Regions from separate parts of the Homo sapiens genome. Here all the other regions are linked to region 3. A link is a contact called in ENCODE Hi-C or POLR2A ChIA-PET data. All regions are on one chromosome and are shown on one strand. Each heading gives the region's core, a stretch centred on a gene start or an enhancer-like site at or near the end of the contact. The rest is flanking DNA. Distances are from core to core; before and after follow the strand shown.

Region 1 (3,421 bases), core at 792-3,291, 190 kb before region 3:
TTCAGGAAAAAGGCTTGAACCAGTGAAGTACTGATCTGGTCCAACAGATAGAAAGAGGGCCCAGAGAGGTCAGGGCTTGGTCCAACTCGCACAGTGGTGGGGCGTCTGCAGACTGCTTTCCTGTCCTGTGCTGTTGGCAGAACCTCAGCTTTGGGACTTGAGGGGGAGTATGCAGTGGCAATTAGGACAAACGACTCTGAGCTCTCAGTTGAGTTGGGGGAGGAGAGAAAAGAAGGAGTTAGATCCTGGGGGAGTTGGATGTTGCAGACTGGACTCCAGAGCCTGGGGGTGTGGGCGATCCTGGGGTGTGGGGAGGGCGGGCTGAGGCTGCTCCACAAGCGTTCTCGAAGTTCACCATACAAGAAGGGGCGGTGTGGGGAAATGGGGATGAGGCCTGAAATTCAATCCCATGTGGGTTGAGTTATGATGTCATCTGACACCCTCTCACACGGCTGCATCTACCCCAAGGAAGGGGCAAGTTTTTCTTTGATGGGCACCTGGGGGGGCTGTTTAGCTGGAGTTTTTTTTGTTTCGCTTTTTTTGTTTTTGTGTTTTTTTTGAGACAAGTTTCGCTCTGTGGCCCAGGCTGGAGTGCAATGGTGTGATCTCGGTTTACCGCAACCTCCACCTCCTGGGTTCAAGCAATTCTCCTGCCTCAGCCTCCCAAGTAGCTGGGATTACAGACATGCACCACCACGCCCAGCAATTTTGTATTTTTAGTAGAGATGGGGTTTATCCACGTTGGTGAAGCTCGTCTCGAACTCCCGACTTCATGTGATCCGCCCGCCTCAGCCTCCCAAAGTGCTGGGATTACAGGTGTGAGCCACCGCGCCGGGCCTGGAGCTGCATTTTTGTTGTAAGCACTTTGTTCTTACTTGGATTAGGTTTATTTTAGGGTGGTTTGGGGCAGACTGAGGGAGATTGGAAGGCAGAAACCACCCCCTCAGGACAACCACGTGGATCTCCTTAGGGTCTGGGTAGTGGAACTGGGCCCTGTGACCTTGGAGTTGGAGGGGAAGCTGTAAGCAGGGATGGAACGGGCCACCCGCACCCTCACACAGCTGTGACCAACAGGCACGGTCATCCGCATTCACCTGCCCAACTCCCATGCCCTGAGTCCTGTCCTCCAGGGCATTCCTACTGGCACTACCCCAATTTCCCAAAAGATTCCAGGGATCTCTCTCTCGCTCTCTCTTTTTTTTTTTTTACAGTCTCACTCTGTTGCCCAGGCTGGAGTGCAGTGGCTGATCTCAGCTCACTGCAACCTCCACCCCCTGGGTTCAAGCGATTTTCCTGCCTCAGCCTCTTGAGTAGTTTGGGATTACAGGCGTGCGCCACCACGCCCAGCTAATTTTTGTATTTTTAGTAGACGGGGTTTTGCCATGTTGGCCAGACTGATCTCAAACTCCTGACCTCAAGTGATCCTCCCGCTTTGGCCTCCCAAGGGAGGGTTCCTTCCTCCCAGGCTGAGGCACCCTGCCCCACACATCTACTGGAGGAACTTAGTGTTGGGGCCAGGGGGTGGCTGGGTAAGGCTGGATCCCACACTTGTCAGGCCAGGTTGGGGTAGGGGAGGATACACGGGGGACCCGTCTCTCAGCCGTTCTGGGCCGGTGCCTGAGGCGATCTGCCCCGCCGCCCGCCCTTCCGCCACCACCCAAGTCGCATGCGCGCGCCGGGGCCGACGGGCGCCAGGCTCCACCGAGCCACCCTCCGTCGTGGCGGCCCCTCGTGCCTCTGCGGAGGGAAGGCCGCCGGCTTCGCCAGGGGGCGCGCGTCGGGGTCGCGGCTCTTTGAACTCGGCCCCACGAGGGGACGCGCCATCGGTTTCGTGGCTTGCGTGGCGCCGCAGCAACGAGCCGGTCGCCCCGGGGCGTTGCTTAGTCCGGGCCTCGCTGCGAGTCTGTGGGCGAGGCGGGAGGTGCTTCCTTGGCCAGGCGGGTGGAGGAAGGTGTGGGCGCCGCATCCCAGCGTCGCGGAGCCTCCAGGCGCGGGCAGGCGAGACTGGCGTGCAGCGCGACGGCCTAGTCCCGGCGTCCCACCGTCCCCCACTCCCGCAGGCGCCGAGCCGATTCAGCCGCGCGGCTGCAGTGACACCCAGCGGCCGTCGCGGGAAGTGCGGTCGCCGCGGCCAGGCCTCCGGGGCTCCTGTCTCTCGAGGTTCCCACCCCGGTTACGCGCGGGCACCCCGGAGGAGAGCGGCCGCGCGCTGCAGATGCCCGCGGGGGCACTTCCCCTGCCCCTCCCCCGTTTCCTCCCCGCAGGCGCCCGAGCGCCGGGAGATCCTGCGCAGCGGCAGTGCCCGGAAGGGCGGGGCGGGGTGCAGCAGCGGCGCTGGGCTGTGACCCGGGCAGTTTCACTTCTGGATCCTGCTCGGGCTGTGATAGGACAGCGCGGGGGCAGCGGGGGAACACGCGGGCACGCCGAGATCCGGCGCTCGGGACCCCGATGAGGGGAGGCCTTTCACTCCTGGGGTGTCACGCGACCCACGCTTTCCTCCATGTCCACTCCCACCCCCCATGGGTTCCACTTTGCTGTCCCCCGAGCTGCCGCTCCTCCCCAGCAGACACCGTCTCCGCCGGGGCTGCCGACCCCCGGAGAGGCCCCGAGCGGCGTGGGCGGCGGGAGGAGGGAGCTGTGAAGCCGCAGGCAGGGGGTTAGGCTGCGGGCTGCTGAGACGCCGAGCTGTTTCTCAGAAGTGCAGCTGCCCCTCCCCTCACACCCCCCTCACTCCCACCGCGCGCCGCACCCCTGCCCCCTCTCCGCCGGCCTCCCTTTCCTCTCCCAGGCACCCTAGCCGGGAATCTGGGGTCTGGGTCCACGCAGAATTAAGAGGAGAACCTGAGAAAGGGCGGGGGCCGGGGGTTCAGACCCAGCCTCAGCGCGCGTTATTCCGAGCCTCCTATAATTCCACAGGTGAGGGGATCCTGTCCCCTACCCCTGGGGTCCAGGATTGGAATTTGATAGAACAGTTAGGAAAATGACATCTTGAGAGAGTCAGGGCCCGGCCACTATTACTCTAGCTCCAGCGTCCAGTGAGGAGAGGAGAGAGAGGGAAGACCTGGAGCCCGGCTGGTGCAGTGAGGTTGAGGCCTGTCTTAGGAGTACCAGCTGGAAGGCCCTTCAGAGATCCCTGACTCTGGGGAAAATCAACGCCCAGAAGGGGAAGTCAAGTGTCTGGGCTCATCCCGAGAGGGAGAGGGCTGGGATTGGAACCAGGACTCCAAATAGTTGCGGGAGTCTGCGACTGTCTTTTGCTTGGGACTTCAGAGCTTTGCTGGATTCACTGACTCAGCCTGCTTTCCCTCAACACACACAAACACACACACACGAGACACGTGCACGCGCGCACACACACAGATACACAGACACACACAGACAGACATGCAAGGAGAGAGACAGGCACACATGGAGACAGACA
Region 2 (3,245 bases), core at 36-2,535, 250 kb before region 3:
CAGGGCTCAGATGATCTTTCTACCTTGGCAGACATTTCCTCTCCTTTTGCTCAAGTCCATCAAGATGTTGGCATCTGATGAACTCATCTATGGAAACCTGGGTTTATATTTGTCCTTCCTGAATATAGGATTTGCTCTTACTCTCCTGGAAGGAGTTCTTGCTATCTTACTCCCTTCCTATGAAAATGAAGCCCAAATTCTTCAACCTGACTTTTGAGGCTCCAAATTGCCTTTCCAACCGTATTGGTCACTACTCCTGTTCATGTACCCTGCTCCCTGAGTAAATAAAGCTCCTGGATGTGCCCACATCTGCCCAGGGCATCCATTCTCTCTGTTCCCTCTGTCTGGAATGCAAAGTGGTATAATAGTAAAGAGGACAAGCTTGTGGTCAAACAGGCCAGAACTGGAAACTCCACTTTACTACATACTGGCTGTGTGACCTTGGGCAGGGCATTTAATCTCTCTAATCCCCATCTGTAAAACTGGGATTAGAGAAACTATCTCAAAGGGTGTGATAAAAATTACTTGACATATTGTGACACCTGTCACACAGTGAGTGCTCAATACGTTGGTTCTTTGCCCACTATGGTCCAAATCGAATGTACCAGTCCAAAGTCCCTCCTTCAAACAAAACGTTCCAAGATGATCCCTGCCCCCACGTCTTCAAAGCCGGAACTGACACCTTCCTATCCCAAATGCTTCCTAATCAAAGAGTCTTTCAGGGGCTCAAATCATTCTCTGCCTTGCACTTGAAAAGGCTCATGTCCCCGTGGGGACTGTGAGTCCCAATGGGCGGGACCCTGGTCTGATTTCTGTGCCATTCCTAGACATTGTGGCCCGAATGTATTTAATAAATACCCTTTTGACTGAACAAATAAGTAAATGAAAGCTTCTGGGAAAGTAAGAGAGGCTGGTAAGGCTCTCATCACCTTAGGGGCTTCACTCACATTCATAAGAGACCTCGTGGGGAAACTAAGGTTCAGGGATTGCAGAGGCGTATTGGGGGCGCAGGGGGCGGGAGCAAGACAAATGGGCGGGGCTTACCGTGGGGGTGGGGCTTACCTGCTAGACTCATGTAGATTGGCTGGCGGGAGCGGAAGTGATTCAGAGCGCCCCCAGAGCAGTTCTGCTCTTCGCACTGCAGTACGCAGTCGCGGTACACCGGCTCACGGTCGCCCTGGGAGCCGCTCGCCAGCGCCGCTGCCCCAGCTAGCAGGACCAACCGCGCCGCCAGGCCGGCCATCCTTTCTCCCTGGCTCGCCGCCGGGGGAGGAGCTTAGGAGTATGAAGCTTCCACTTCCGGAGTAACCGGAAGTTCCTGTGTTCTTTATTCTACTCTCCGCTGAAGTCCACACAGTTTAAATTAAAGTTCCCGGATTTTTGTGGGCGCCTGCCCCGCCCCTCGTCCCCCTGCTGTGTCCATATATCGAGGCGATAGGGTTAAGGGAAGGCGGACGCCTGATGGGTTAATGAGCAAACTGAAGTGTTTTCCATGATCTTTTTTGAGGTAGGGCTGTTTACTGTCACCACCCCTGTCGGATTTTACTTCCTAAACGTACCTGTAACTATCCACTTCTCTCCATCTCTTCTGGCACCACCCTGGTTAAAGACACCATCATGTGTCGCCAAGACAGCCGCAGTAGCTTCTTAATGGCTCTCCCTGCCTCTACTTTTGCCTCTTCCAACCTGCGCTCCATTTTGAAAAATTAAAATTTGCCCATATCACTTTTTTTTTCTTAAAATTATTTACTGGCTCCCAATTACCTTGGGTAAAATACAGTCTCCACAAACCCTGCCTGATTTGGCCCCTGTCCACTGGTCTCCCTCACTCCCTTGCTCCAGACCCGCTTCAGAGGGCTATGTCCCTCAAGCTTCCTGACTGCCTGGCCTGGTCTGAATCACTCACTCTTCTTTTTTCTTCTAGTCGCAATTGAAGTACCACCTCCCGAGGGTGATTGCTTCCCCATGCGGGGTAGAACCTTTGCTGTCCTGTTCACCACTCTACCTCCAGCACAGAATTTGGCTTATGGTAGGCGCTAACTGCGTTTGTTTGTTCTTCTGTTTAATGAATGAACAGCATACATCAACATAAGAACTTGACAAATCCAGGGCTGTAAAATCATCAGTATGGTTCTGCACTGAGATCGGAGAGAAGTAATATTTCTAGGAAAATTAGGAACCCTGGGAACAGGACGCTTGCTTTAGTATCCTCTCCCTGCTCACCTCCCCTGCACTCCCATCAGCACCGACCCACACCCAATCTCATAGAAGCCTTGTAGCTAAGGATCACCCTTTCTCCTCCCCCACTCTCCTCACCCCTTGTCAACTTTTCTTTTTCGTCCTGGGGGTTGGAATGAGTAAGAAGTAGCCTGGGATTCCATTCACTCACTTAACAAACATTTCTGAGTCCTTAGCTCTAGCACCTTGCTAAGCAAGGCAAAATCTCCAGGAGGCACCATTCACATTGCATTTTCTGTGAATGGTGCTCTGGGGAGCAGCATTCACATTGCCTTTTCTGTGAATGGCAAATTCTTCCAGTTAAATATAACATGAATAGTGTCCCCTGGAGTTGACCACCCAACTGATACTGACTGAGAAGCTGAAATGAACAAAACAACCCCTTAGCCCTCCAGGAGCTGACCGGAAATCCAGTGCTAATACTACTTTGCATCTTACAGATTAGTTCTTTTACAATACTGTTTTTTTTTCTTTTTTCATTTCATTTTGTCCTTTCTGTGACTCTGGGATGAGTCTTTTTATGAGGATCCTCATATAAAGATGGACATTTAGGATTAAAGAGGATGAAATCCTGACAAAATAGGGAGTCTCCCCTTTAGAAAATTCCTAAGTAAGGCTGGGGGTGGTGGCTCACGCCTGTAATCCCAGCACTTTGGGAGGCCGAGGCGGACGGATCACCTGAGGTTAGGAGTTTGAGACCAGCCTGACCAACATGGAGAAACCCCATCTCTACTAAAAATACAAAATTAGTTGGGTGTGGTGGTGCATGCCTGTAATCCCAGCTACTCAGGAGGCTGAGGCAGGAGAATCGCTTGAACCCAGGGAGGCAGAGGTTGTGGTGAGCCAAGATTGCGCCATCGCACTCCAGCCTGGGCAACAAGAGCGAAACTCAAAAAAAAAAAAAAAAAGAAAAAGAAAATTCCAATTTTGAAGGCCTCATCCTATATTATGTCAAACATACTGAAATGCAGTAACGCCCCACATTAAATAAGATTTATAAATAACTA
Region 3 (3,362 bases), core at 40-2,539:
CACGGTGGCTCACGCATGTAATCCCCAGCACTTTTTGCAGGGGGCCAAGGCAGGAGCCTTAGGAGTTTGAGACCAGCCTAGGCAACAAAGTGAGACCCTCATCTCTACAAAAAAAAAAAAAAAAATTGGCTGGTTGTGGTGGCACATGTCTGTGGTCCCAGCTACATAGAAGGCTGAGGCAGGAAGATTGCTTGAGTTTGGTAGGGGGTCAAGGCTGCAGTGAGCTGTGTTTGCATTCCAGCCCGGGCAACACAGTGAGACCCTCTCTCAAAAAAAAAGGCTGGTGCACTGGCTCACACCTGTAATCCCAGCACTTTCAGAGGCCAAGGAAGGTGGATCACCTGAGGTCAGGCGTTCAAGACCAGCCTGGCCAACATGGCGAAACCTCATCTCTGCTAAAAATACAAAAATTACCTGGGTGTGGTGATGCAGGCCTGTAATCCCAGCTACTCAGGAGGCTGAGGCAGGAGAATCACTTGAATCTGGGAAGTGAAGGTTGTAGTGAAGCGAGATCATGCAATTGCACTCCAGCCTGGGTGCACTCAGAGAGAGACTCCAGACTCTGCACTCCAGAGAGAGACTCCATCTCAAAGAAAAAAAAAAAAAAAAAGGTAGGGAGAGGAGCAGAGCCCAGCCCTATCCTCTCTTACCAGCAAATCAAAGACTGTCCCACAAACCTATTCTGCGGACTTCTGCTTAGATGTCATTGACCAGAATTGGGCCACCCTCAGCTGCAAAGGAGATTGAAGAAGTAGGCAACAGGATTTCTGATGGGCTGAGATCAATCAGGTTGAATCATCAAGGACTGAGTGCATTGCCACTCCCAAAGCCATGTGTGTTAATCTGGTAGTAGGAGGGAAGGGATGATTCTGCCATGTTATTAATACTTATTCTCTCTCTGTGCTTCACAGCTCCCTGTACAAACATCAATTAATGCAGGCAGCACATCAAAGCATTGTGGAGACATGTCTGTGCCTCCCTCCAGACCATCAATTCTCAACTCAGGCTGCTCGTTAGACATACCTGAGGAGCTTTCGAAAGAAACCAGTGCCTAGACCCCATGCACAGAGATTTTAATGTAATTGGTCCAGATGAAGCCCCAGCATAACTAATCTGTAAAAGCTCCCCAAGTGATTTGAATGTGCAGGGTGTTTTGAGAACCCTGCCATAGACCCAGCACCTTAAGAACCCTGTCTATGTCCCCTTCAACTAGCACATAAGGCTCACAGGAAATCCTCACTGAATGAATAAACAAATAAATGGATGGCAGAGAATTTCTGCTCCAATTCTGCAGCCCCTAGTGGGCAGTGTGCACTGTCCTAAGTGTGGTTCCTCCTTCCCCCCAGATCTCCCTCCTTCACCGAGTTTGCACTCAGACTCCCTTAATTAACCACATCTGCAGCTCCAGCTGGGCTCCTGCTTCTCCCACAGCTGCTGTGCTGGACACCCTAGTTCCACTCTTTTCCTGGAAGCTGCCCTAGTCTTAGAAGGAAATAACCCTCCATCAACAGCCAGGCTCAATTCTTGTGCCTCAGTTAAAGCCCCTGCCCAGTGTGAGAGAGGAACAGGGGGAAAGGGAGGATTGCTCAGCTTTCTGTCCCACATTCAGCTACAGTCCCGAAATGGACACCAAGTAGCCAGCAGCAGAGTGTCCGGCCCTCAGAGAAAAGGTTTGCTTGTTGCTTCTCCTGCCTAAGTGTAGAAAGTTATCTGATTCCTTAGACAAATGTGAGTCTGCAAAATTCCCCTGTTGACATCACAGGAATAAGTCTGTGGTGAGTACATCCTCAGAGATGATATCATCTGGCATCCTACCATCTGGTCTGGTCCCCATCATGCTTCTGAAACTGCTTGTTCAAAGGTAACCTACAGGGCCAGCCTCACAGGCATGCGGCTGACGAGGTCCCACAAGACCTCATGCCCTGTGCTCACAAGAGCTCTGCACTTGGTTTTACACTCTGCTGCTGTCGTCATCTTAAAATTCTTTTTTATTTTTATTTTTTAGAGACAGAGTCGCACTCTGTCACCCAGGCTAGAGTGCAGTGGTGCAATCACAGCTCACTGCAGCCTCCACTTCCCAGGCTCAAGCCATCCTCCTACCTCAGCCTCCCGAGTAGCTAGGACTAAAGTATGCACCACCATGGTCTGCTAATTTATTTTTCTTTTTGTAGAAAGTGCATTTGGACAATTTTTTTTTTTTTTCTGGAGAGACGAGGTTTCACTATGTTGCACAGGCCAGTCTCAAACTCATGAGGCTCCTTGGTCCTTGGCCTCCGAAAGTGCTGAGATTATAGGCATGAGCCACTGCACCCAGCCTTGAAATTCTTTTTTTTGAGACAGGGTCTTAATGCGTCACCTAGGCTGGAGTCAAGTGGCACGACCCAGGCTCGGTGAAACCTCTGCTTCCTGGGTTCAAGTGATTCTCGTGCCTCAGCCTCCCAAATAGCTGGGATTACAGGTGTGTGCCACCTCAGCCCAGTTAATTTTTTGTATTTTTAGTAGAGATGGTGTTTCGCCACATTGGCCAGGCTGGTCTCAAATTCCTGGCCTCAAGTGATCCACCCACCTCGGCCTCCCGAAGAGCTAGGATTACAGGCGTGAGCCACCATACCTGGCAAGGCCTTGAAATTCTTAAGTTTTCACCTGGGTGTGGTGGCTCACATCTGTAATCCCAGCACTTTGGGAGGCCGAAGTGGGTGGATCACTAGAGGTCGGGAGTTCAAGACCAGCCTGGCCAATATGGTGAAACCCTGTCTCTACTAAAAATACAAAAATTAGCCGGGTTTGGTCGGCAGGCACCTGTAGTCTCAGCTACTCGGGAGACTAAGGCAGGAGAGTCGTTTTAACCTGGGAGGCAGAGGTTGCAGTGAGCCAAGGTTGTGGCACTGCACTCCAGCCTGGGCCACAGAGTGAGACTTTATCTAAAAAAAAAAAAAAAAAAAAAGGAAGAAATTCTTAACAGGTTTTTGAAACAAGGGACCCCCCCACACACACCCCATTTTTATTTTGCACTCAGCTCTACAATTCCGTGTCCAGTCCTGGTCACCCATAGTCTTCCAAAATCCAGCAAGAAAAATCCTTCTCAGAAAGGTCTCCAATGCGTATGACCTCATCTTCCTTCGTGTAAGTATATCCACCCCTAGTCTCTGTGACACCCCACTCTCCTGTTCTCTTCCACCTCTCTGACCTGGCAGGAGGGCTTCCAGGTTCCGTACAATACAATACCGTGGGTACCATCAGGCTCAACGTGCAAGGATGTAGGGTATTGGTATGTGTGGCAGAGAGGCACAGAGGTAAGAGCTGCTAGCAGGCAATGGAAAGTGGTTGGACAAGGAGTTAGAAAACTGGGCTCTGGTCTTTGG

Evidence for each region. Hi-C counts contacts between places; a loop is a spot of excess contacts on that map. ChIA-PET counts read pairs that join two places held with the same protein, here RNA polymerase II (POLR2A). Pooled maps may share reads with other maps.
Region 1: a pooled map shows a loop between it and region 3 (4-fold over the local background). The contact joins two enhancer-like sites. A Hi-C loop is called at or near these places in 12 of 168 maps with a recorded cell type or tissue (B cell, CD4-positive, alpha-beta memory T cell, CD8-positive, alpha-beta T cell and 9 more), 30 of 37 single-sample maps with no recorded cell type and 16 of 50 pooled maps. POLR2A ChIA-PET finds 5 or more read pairs at or near these places in 8 of 52 experiments (Caco-2, GM12878, OCI-LY7 and 4 more).
Region 2: a loop to region 3 is called in a pooled map, with 2.7 times the contacts of the local background. The contact joins the promoter of PGAP3 here to the enhancer-like site in region 3. A Hi-C loop is called at or near these places in 3 of 168 maps with a recorded cell type or tissue (B cell, CD8-positive, alpha-beta T cell and Calu3), 1 of 37 single-sample maps with no recorded cell type and 10 of 50 pooled maps. POLR2A ChIA-PET finds 5 or more read pairs at or near these places in 7 of 52 experiments (AG04450, GM12878, HepG2 and 4 more).

The regions. Positions count from the first base shown.
Region 1 is chr17:39,752,255-39,755,675 of GRCh38, forward strand. No RefSeq gene overlaps it. Among named protein-coding and RNA genes, the nearest start is that of GRB7, 16 kb to the left of the region's middle. RefSeq lists silencers at 1,667-1,806, 1,847-1,896, 2,037-2,766 and an enhancer at 3,257-3,306. Within about 2 kb of position 2,042, at least 35 of the 41 ENCODE cell types and tissues checked have a DNase peak (open chromatin) inside an H3K27ac peak, as active enhancers do; they include B cell, GM12878, OCI-LY7 and 1 more, where a contact is called at or near this core.
Region 2 is chr17:39,686,772-39,690,016 of GRCh38, forward strand. PGAP3 (post-GPI attachment to proteins phospholipase 3) reads right to left here and starts at 1,286. Exons shown (of 8, transcript NM_033419.5): 1 at 1,063-1,286. The coding sequence starts at 1,243. It also overlaps a transcript of ERBB2 not described here. RefSeq lists enhancers at 1,305-1,414, 2,125-3,085 and a silencer at 2,365-2,659.
Region 3 is chr17:39,938,427-39,941,788 of GRCh38, forward strand. LRRC3C (leucine rich repeat containing 3C) reads left to right here. Exons shown (of 4, transcript NM_001195545.2): 3 at 3,017-3,123. The coding sequence starts at 3,098. Among named protein-coding and RNA genes, the nearest start is that of LRRC3C, 12 kb to the left of the region's middle. RefSeq lists enhancers at 1-20, 31-80. Within about 2 kb of position 1,290, at least 9 of the 41 ENCODE cell types and tissues checked have a DNase peak (open chromatin) inside an H3K27ac peak, as active enhancers do; they include B cell, GM12878, OCI-LY7 and 1 more, where a contact is called at or near this core.